Regions from separate parts of the Homo sapiens genome. Here region 2 is linked to region 1. Evidence: read pairs that join two places in POLR2A ChIA-PET (ENCODE). Cell type or tissue: PC-9. All regions are shown on one strand. Region 1 has its middle 360 kb from the start of IGFBP3. Region 2 has its middle 150 kb from the start of IGFBP3.

What was found. ChIA-PET counts read pairs that join two places held together with the same protein. Peaks named below come from ENCODE experiments on the same cell type or tissue, not always from the same donor. Only the 100,000 strongest peaks of a DNase experiment are listed, where the experiment ranks them.
Region 2: POLR2A ChIA-PET joins it to region 1 with 15 read pairs; 3 of 35 experiments call an interaction of 5 or more read pairs at or near these places.

What each region holds. Positions count from the first base shown.
Region 1 is chr7:46,279,194-46,284,193 of GRCh38, forward strand. No RefSeq gene overlaps it. Among named protein-coding and RNA genes, the nearest start is that of IGFBP3, 360 kb to the left of the region's middle. In PC-9, no CTCF peak of the experiment used is centred here; a DNase peak (open chromatin) is centred at 2,088; H3K4me3 peaks cover 1,037 bases; H3K27ac peaks cover 2,245 bases.
Region 2 is chr7:46,069,928-46,074,927 of GRCh38, forward strand. No RefSeq gene overlaps it. Among named protein-coding and RNA genes, the nearest start is that of IGFBP3, 150 kb to the left of the region's middle. In PC-9, no CTCF peak of the experiment used is centred here; DNase peaks (open chromatin) are centred at 1,854 and 2,944; H3K27ac peaks cover 799 bases.

The DNA.
Region 1 (5,000 bases):
TCATTATGTTGCCCAGGCTGGCCTCAAATTCCTGGGCTCAAGTGATCCTCTGCTTCAGCCTTCCAAAGTATTAGGATTACAGACATAAGCCACTGCACTCAGCTTGACTTTTTTCTTTTCTTTCTTTTCTTTTTTTTTTTTTTTTTTTAAGACAAGGTCTCACTTCATTGCCCAGGCTGGAGTGAAGTGGTGAGATCATGGCTCACTGCAGTCTTGACTTCCAAGCTCATGTAATCCTCCCACCTCAGCCACCTGAGTAACTGGGACTGCAGATGAGGGCTCACCATGTCTGGCTTTTTTTTTTTTTTTTTGGATTTTTTATAGAGATGGTGTCTCACTATGTTTCTGAGGCTGGTCTCGAATTCCTGGGCTCAAGCCATCTGCTCACTTCAGCCTCCCAAAGAGTTGGAATTATAGGCATGAGCCATTGTGTCTGGCCCTGACTTTTTTCTTTTCTAATAAAAGCACTTAAAACTGTACGCTTCTTGCTAACCACTTTTTAAATTGCATTCTGCATAATTCAACATGTGGTGCTTCATTTTCATTAAGTTCAAAGTATTTTTTTTTAATTTCCCTTGAGTCTTTTTTTTGACCCATGGATTATTTAGCAGTGTACTTTTTTTTTTTTTTTTTTTTAAATGGAGTCTTGCTCTGTCACCCAGGCTAGAGGGCAATGGTGCAATCTTGGCTCACTGCAGCCTCCGCCCCTCAGGCTCAAGCGATTCTCCTGCCTCAACCTCCTGAGTAGCTGGGATTACAGCCACGTGCCACTGCACTTAGCTAATTTCTGTATTTTCAATAGAGATGGGGTTTCACCTTGTTGCCCAGGATGGTCTTGAACTCCTGACCTCAGGTGATCCACCTGCCTCAGCCTCCCAAAGTGCTGGGATTACAGGCATGAGCCACCATGCCGGGCCAGCAGTGTACTTTTTAATTCCAAAATATTAATAGAATTTCTAGCTATTTTTTGTTATTATTGATTTCAGTTTAATTTTATTCTATTTATATAATTTCTATTATTTTAAATTTGTTGAGGGCTGTTTTGTAACCCAATACTATTTTGGTAAATGTTCCATGTGCACTTGAACATAATGTGTATTCTGCTCTTATTGAGTAAAACATTCTATTAATATCCATTAGGAGAAGTTGGCTGATAATGTTGTTTAGGTTATTTACACCCTTAATAATTTTTGATTATGTGTCATATCAAATATTCAGAGAAGAATGTTGAATCTTCCAATTATAATTGTGGATTTCTCTGTCTCCTCTTAAAACTACCAGTTTTGGCCTCATGTGTTTTCAAGTTAGGTTATTTGGTACAACTATATTTGGGGTTAGTTTGTTTTCCTGTAGAATTTACCTTTTTATTATTACATAATATACATCTTCTTCTCTGATAAATCCTGCTTGTTCTGAAGTCTACTTTGTTGGATATTAATATATAACAAAGCTCCTATTTTGTTTTTATTAGTATTTTTATGGTATATCAGTCTTCATTCTTTTAACTTATGTATGCCTTTATATTAAAAGTGAGTTTCTCAAAGATGCCATAAATGTAGGTCTTGCTTTTATTAGAATCTAATCTGACAACTCTGTCTTCCAATTAATGTGTTTATTCACACTATTTACATTTAAACTGTTTATTGATTTGATTGGGTTAACCCTATTTTACTAGCTATTTTATACTGGTTCCAATAGTTCTTTGTTTCTTGTGTCTTTTTTATCTTCTCTAGGTTTACTCAAGCATTTTATGTATTTTCCTTTGGTCTTCTCTACTGACTTATTTAGTTTTTTATTTTAACCTTTTTAGTGGTTACCCTAGAGTTAAAAATATATGCTATTTGATATATTTGATCCTAAAACATTTGCCTTAGGTAGCGATCTCAGAATAAGCACCATGTACAAATATGTTAATAATTACATTGCATTCTTCACAGGAGACATTTTTAGTTTCTCTAAATGCCCAACCACATATCAAAGGTTAAATCAACTGTGGCACACACACCCTTTGGTGAGATGATTACCCAATATTACAAAAATCATTACAAGGCAGATATAAAGATGGTTTTAAACAAAAGTGTTTGAAGCTTCAGATATAAACAAAGAAAAACAGGTTTAACCTGTACTGAGTACTGGCTGTGACCTCTTGCTTTCCTTACCTATAGAATACCAGTAGTGACATAGTTTCTCACCAGGTTTGCTGTCTGTAAGACTAAGTAAATTACTAATGAAAATGCTTGAACATTCTGGCTAGGTCAGGGAAGGAAGAGAGCGCATATTAGGTTTCTTTCTGTGTGAGATGCATTATGGACTGAAAAAAAATGCTGACAAGTCCTTGGTTTGAAACTAAGCTCTACCACTTATTAGTTATACAAACTTGTTCAGGTTTTTGAACCTTTCTGTGAGTTCGTTATTTGGTCTAAGTGGAAATAAGCTACCCATTAACAGGGTTGATAAGGGGATCAGGTGCGGAGAAAGGCATAAATTAGTTTGGCTACTCAATTAGCTTTATGGAATAAATGTATCATTGTCTTCTCCTTAGGACATGGTTCTGTAGGTGCTGACCACAAACATAGTGAGACAAAGCAATAATCAGTCTTGTCTATTTCATTAAAAATAATACTAGGATATACTGAAGGCTTATTATTTGCCAAGTTCTTGGTGTGCATGTGAGAATTTCATGTCAGCCACAGCTCAAAAAACAAAACCAATCAAACCTATATATTTTAAGTAAAAAAAAAAAAAAAAAAAAAAGATAGAGCTGGGTGCCTTGTAGTGTTGCAGTACCCAGTCTTTCAAGATTTAGAAAAGGCTTGAGGTTCATTGCAATAAGTTGCGTATATCCAGAAAGAATCTCAGAAAAGGCCTTAATGAAAGTCATTCCTTTTAAAGAACTTGGGAAGAGAGAGAGGGGAGGTGCTTGGATATGAAGCTTTGAACAGCTCTTTTGAATGAAGCAAAGCTGTCCTCTTTAGGTAATTATATTCCACAAAGGAAATCTGGCTTCATTTGCCTTAGCGTATTTTTTGTTGGTTTTTTTTTTAGGAACACAAAAGCAAGGAAGTTTCTAACTTCCATTTACTTCTTTCATGACTTGTCTTTGTCCCATTCTCTTTTCTGTCTGCACCTGTGGCTTAGTGCAAAAGATCACTTGTCTGCAGTGCAGAGGGGAAATTCTTTGCTCTCAGCCTGGCTGGGGTTTTCCTGAATGAGGGAATGGGGTGAGATGTTGAGGGCATTTGCCCATACATGGAAACAAAGCCTTTATCTGCCTAAAGTGGAGAGGCAAATGGGTGGTTTTTATATGCATTGCAATTACCACTTTATTTTTTCATTAAAAGTGAGTCTAACCTTTTAAAATATATCATTTATAGTGGACTGGGACAGTTCAGTTGTCTTTGCTGTCGATTTAATAGCCAGAGGACAGAATATGAGGTTGAATTTTATTGTTTACATTAGAGTAAAGGACCAAATGAATCTTTTAACAAGTTGAACAAAATTTTGCAATGAACACTGGACTTTTAGTGACTAGATTTTTTTTACAGATTCATTAAATTTAAAAATAAATATTCCCTCTCACGATCAGAATTATTTCATATATGTGGATATATAAACATATATGTAATAATCTATGCATACAAAAGTCTAGTCAATTTATGCTCTTGAGAACTCAAGCAAACTTTTGGAGCTTGAGGTTGGGAGTTGGGCCGGGTGAAGTTGAGTAACTAAGACACCTAGAGCAGTTGTATCTTTTGTTAGTCCAGTTCATAAGAAGCTTTATAAATATTAACTTGAAATGCTTCAAGTTCATGGTAGGACATTTCTGAGTTGAGTTCCCAGCTCTGCAGTATCTAGCAGCATGATTTCAGGTGAGCTGCTTCATATGTGCTGAGCTTCACATTCCTTATCCCTAAAGCCAGGAGTGTGGTGTCTACCATGTTTATCATGAGGGTTTTCTTAGCTATAAATATCTATGAACACTTAAGAAGTTATTATTAATGCATCAGACGATTTAATTCTTAATGGAACATTAAGTTGTTAGTCTATGGATTTCCATTCCTGTAAAGCCTTTATATTCTTTCATGTGAAATATTAACAAATAATGCCTGCCCCTGAGCCAGACTTGAAGAAGTGGGAGAAGGGCTGTAAATGAGATTCCACAGGGGATCCATATTGTGAACCAAAGCCAAGGATGTGTGTGTGTATATGCAGGTGTGTGTGTGTGTGTGTATGTGTGTGTGTGGATGCACATTTTATTCAATAAGCCGGAACCAATATTAAAAGTCTTCTTTTCCTATCAAAAAGCTTTGAAGAAAGCCTCAAAGTTTTTTTAGCGTTCTGCATGATATTGTTACGTATAAAAAGCAAGATGCAGAAAATGTTTAAAACAATGCTACCTCCTCAGTGTGTGTGTGTTTGTGTTCTTTTATTATGAAAATATGGGAGAAAACACAGAAGGTAGCACACTAAGTGTTTCACATGAATTAACTGAAGTTAGTCTAGGAGAGAGTTGAGACAAAGAGATGCGGAAGGATAGAGAAAGAGTAGAAGCAAACAAAAAGAAAATAGAAAATAGAAACCTTAGACTAAAAAGGAACAGCACGATAAATATCTTGGTTTTACTTTTGCAATTATGCAAACTACTGTGTCTGTATACACATGAAGAAATTGAATACAACAAAATATACCAAATCTGCCTCTTTGACAGAGAGCTCTGTAAAGCCCCCATGGGAAAGAAACGGAGGTGACCTCAGCAAAGGGAGAACCCTCAGGAAAAGGAAAACTGGAGAGTAAAGAACAGCGAGACGGGTGCCAGGCCCTGGGAAGGGTTCATTAGGAGTAAGTCTATCCTGGCGGGAGTGGAAGTTTTAGAGTTCTGGGAATAAAATATCTTGACTTTAGAGAGGTGACGTCACCGAGGCATGTGAGGAATAGTAACTGTGGGATCCAGATGAATTTCACCTTCACTGGCACAAGGCAAATAGAACGAATGGATGCAC
Region 2 (5,000 bases), 210 kb before region 1:
CTTAGAAGCAACCAAGAAGTCCTTTGGTAGGTGAATGGATGAACAAACTGTGTTACATCAGACAACAAAATAGTATTCAGTGCTATTTACCATGAAAAGACTTGGAGAGAGCTTAATTTCATGTTACTAAGTGAGAGAAGCCAATCTGAAAAGGCTACATACTGTATGATGCCAACTAATTATATTTTGGAAAAAGCAAAAGTATGAAGACAGTGAAAAGAGTATTGGTTGCCCAGGGTTAATGGGGAGGGAGGGATGAATAGGTGGAACACAGAGGTTTTTATAGGACAGTGAAACTATACTGAATGATACTTTAATGTTGGATACATGTTATTACATATTTTATTCTCATAGAATTTACAACACCAAGAGTGAACACTAATGGAAACTGTAAGCTCTGAATAATAACGATGTGTCAATGTAGGTTCATTGATTGCACCTAATGTACCATTCTGGCGGGGGAATACGGACAATGAGGGAGACTGTGCCTGTGTGCCAGTAGGGGGTATATGGAAAGTCTCTGTACCTTTCATTCAGTTTTTGCTGTGAACTGCTCTAAAAAAAGTCCATTAAAAATCAATTGGACATATGTGTGTGCATTTATTTCTGGATTTTCAATTCTGTTCCATTTTATGTGTCTCTGCCTCCAGCAGTACTATACTGTCTTGATTACTGTAGCTATACAGTAAGCTTTAACAGCAGATTGAGTGATTCCTCTCAGTTTATTCTTGTTTTATGAAATGTTTTTGCTATTGTAGGCTCTGTCCTCTCCATATAAATGCAAGAACGAGCTTGTCTATATCTGTAAAAAAAATTTGCTGGGATTTTTACAGGAATTGTATTAAACTCATAGGTCAATTTGAAAGAATTGACATATTTCTATATTGAGTCTCTTATCCATGGGTGGTATCTTATCCATTGTATGGATGTCTCTCAATTTATGTAGGTAATTTTTAATAAAAAAATTAGTACTTAAAATTTTCCACATGATTCTGTATGTTTTGGTAGAATTATACCTGAATATATACATTTGGAGCAATTGTAAATGGTATTGTGTAATCCATCTGAGATTTTGCACATGGTAGGTCCTCTACTCTCAGAATTGTTAATAAAAGCCAATATAATTGCCTAGAAGACAATTTTCTGAGAATCACTTTTCCATTATGAAAGTGCATTGAGCCTTTAGAATTCCTGGGAGTTGAGAATTGTGGCTTTGTGGTTCCTATTCAAGCCTCTTTCTAAAAATTACAAGCTACCGTCCTTGGGGAAAGCTGGTGAGTTGGACTTCTTCCTAGTTGTGGAGGTCAGCCACTTTTTCCTATTGGTAGATTTAGCGATTTAGATATAAATATGGCTTGAATGTAAGCCTCATGAGCGCAAAGCCCCTGAGTCACTGCTGGGCTTTCAACAACAAGGGGTGTGGCTAAACACAGTAGCTGCATATGATGGACTCAATGTTTCAGCATTTCCCCAAATTCAAGTGTTGAAATCCTAACCCCCAACATGATGTTTGTTGTTTAAATAGGATGCAGTCACCTGGAGTCCACACTCCAGGAGAGCTGAGGGTCCCTGGCTGAGAGCCACAGAGTGGGCAGCACCCTGTCAAGCTGTGAGTGAGACACGGCTGCCCCAGTGCATCCAGAAGGCAGAGCATCAACCCAAATAATTATTCTTGAAATTTAAGATTCAATGTTGTTTGCCTTGTTAGGTTTTGGGCTTCATTGAGGCCAACTGTCTCTCTTTCCCTTGCTCTTTCTCCTTTTGGTATGGGGAGGTCTATTTTATGCCTGATCCATCATTATACTTTGGAAGCACACGACTTGTCTGGTTTCACAGGTTCACAGCTGGAGAGGAATTTGCCTCAGGATGAATCACACTTCAAGCCTCATCCATATCTGATTTAAATAGATGAACCTCAGACTTTAGAATTTAGAGTTGATGTTGAAACAAGCTAAGGCTTTTGGGGTTGTTGAGATGGAATGAACATATTTTGCATGTGAGAAAGAGATGAATTTGGGGACCTGGGGTGAAATTTTATTAACTGAACATTTGTGTTCCCATAAAATTGTTATGTTGAAATCCTAACCTTCAATGTGATGGTATCAGAAGGTGAGGCCTTTGGGCCTCTGGGTAGGTGCTACACTACTCTGGGTAGGTGCACATCTCTCGTTGTTGGAGTTAAGGCAGGGAATTTGAGTTCATGTCTCCATGGACCTTATGTACAAACCATATCATATTTAAGTCTGAGAAACTAAAATGTTCTTATCAGATATCTTCATTGGCATGATTCCTAAGTGCTCACATAGCCAGCCAGACATACTCAGCCTGGACTAGAGGGAGACCAGCTTGTCCAGGTTGCCAGCTCTCAAGTCCATGAAAATTGAGGGGTTCTTCCTAATATCTAACTCTCTCTCAAACCACTCTTCTCCTTCACTCCTGGGACTCTTCTCCTTCACTCCTGGGACTTCAGTATCGGAGAATAATTCAGATATTTTTGATTATTCTGTAGTAAATTTGGTTAAAGAAATATTCAACAAGGCCAGCTTCCTTCATCTTTCCAATGGGTAATTGAAGTCCTTAATAGGTCCATGTTAGTTCTTTTTCTTTAACTTTTTAGTTCTGAAGATATTTTGGATAGAGCTAGTACTTAGGGGAGTCTCTTCAGTATAGATCATTAAAGCCAAATCAAGCAGGAAGTAATTGTAAACTTTCATAGGTTTGCGCCTATAGCCATACTATTAGAAGGTAGATAAAAATATGCAACCTAGTCAATTTCACATTTTCTCATTTTCTCTCATTAAATATTTGCCAAGTTCTAAGAAGAAGGCTGTAAGATTTCATTCTGGATACTGGAAAGCAAATAGTGGTATGATGTTAAACTTGTTCTCTGGAAAATAATCAAGCAAGCAAGCAAGTTTGTTTTGTTTTCTCTTTTGTTTTGTTTCTGTTGTGTTTGGCAATTTGCCTGGTATAAGTACTCCATCATGACTGATTTCAAGATTTCAAGGTACCAAAGGTTTCACAAGTGGCTAGCCAAATTCTCAAGTATTTAACAATGGGCTCTCTTGAGTTATAACAAACCAGCTCTAGCACATCACTGAGTCTCCCTGCCACCAACTTGTGGTATGACATTGGGCACATCAATGTGTGCCACCCATCTTATAAGGTCAACATTCTAAACTCCAAGTTTTAAAAAATTTCTGTGGGATAGAAACATTGAATCTAGCTGAATTTCACTCCACCAGCTATTTCAAATTTTGAGTCCTTGAACATGAAGCAGTATAAAACAACAACAAATTAATTTTAGAAAACTTATTTCAGCTGATGTTGTTTAAAGGCCAAAGAAAAACGTTTTGTCTTTATTGAGATTTAAAAATGGACAAACAAAATGAGGTTGAAGCAGTTTTGTCTAGTAAGTAGCCCAGAGAGAACAGGCACTGGTATAACCATGAAACCTCACATAAGCTACACAAACTTCCTGTGTTTTCATTTCCTTGTCTGTAAAATGATAATAGAACAGATTTTGTAATTTCTGTCGCTATTAAATGAATTAATATAAGTGAACTCTCCATTGTCAGGCTACCTCAAAGGAGATATTTGACCACTGTGGCTGTTATTGATGATAAGAATTATTGACTCTACTTCCCACATTTCACTTTTAAACCCCTTCAAGAGGGAGAATGCCACCTGACTCCAACCTGTCAGGCTGCTGGGCTATGTGTGTGGCTGAGACAGCACTGGGGTGACTTTGCCTGTATAGCTGCATGTTCCATAACTCACCACACTTCACATTTAATGGCAGAGATATTGTCCTTTACCTTTGAGAAAAATCGCTTAGGTGGTTATTTTCATGACTCACAGCAGTAGGCAAATGGGGATATGGTGAGGGATCTTTGGCCGTTTCAGTAACATGGATCGTTGTTTTTTCAGATGGGTAAAGAAGTGGCAGTTTGATTACAGGTGAGCTTCCCATTCTGATCTTACCATCAGGGCACGGCAAGGATCTGATCTTCACGTCCAAATTTTCTTGTCCATTTTCTGTGGTGATCCAGACTTGTGTAAAAGGATAACTAGTAAATCTATAAACAGAAAAGACATACTTTATAATTCACAATAGCCTAGATGTAGAAATGTCCTAAATGTCCGTCACTGGATGAATGGATAAAGAAATTGTAGCATATACGTACAATGAAATATTATTTGCCCTTAAAAACAAAGTGAATTTGCCATTTGTGACAACACAGCTGAACCTGGAGGATGTGATGCTGAGTGAAATAAGCCAAGCAAGGGAGGACCAAAACTGCATGATCTCACTTCTATAGAGCATCTGAAATAGTTGAAATTATGGAAGTAGAGTATAGAATTATGGCTGCCAGGGACTATAGGTGTGCTGGGAGGAATGGGGAGTTGTTGGCCAAAGGTCTTACAGTTTCAGTTAGACAGGATGAATCGGTTCTGGAAAGCTAATGTAGAGCAATGTGAATATATTGAACAATACTCTATTATATACTTGAAATGTGCTAAGAGGGTAGATCTTAAGTGTTCCCCCCAACCAAAATAAAGTTGATAACTATGTGAGGTGATAGATACGCTAATTAGCTTGATTGTGGTGATTAATTCACAATGTATACCTATATCAAAACATCAAGTGGTACACCTTAAGTATATATCATGTACATTTGTCAATTGTATCTCAATAAACCTGGAGGGAAAAAGACACACTTTAGTCCAAGTAAAATTAATCTGCTATCCAGTGATTCTGATTGAGAACTTGAGAATGTAATGAGTCAATGGGAAGACAATTTCTGATACTCTATAGAAGTGTTCTTTTCCCCAGCTCAGTGTGAGTTCTGCTGTAGACTCAGGCCCACATTTAGAGAATTTCTCAGATTTCTATGGGAACAAGTCAGTATATTGTTTTCCCTTTAATCTGTTGTAGCCCAAAACTTTTATAAGACATAATAGAAATAAATTACTAGAACAAAGAAATGAAAAGACAT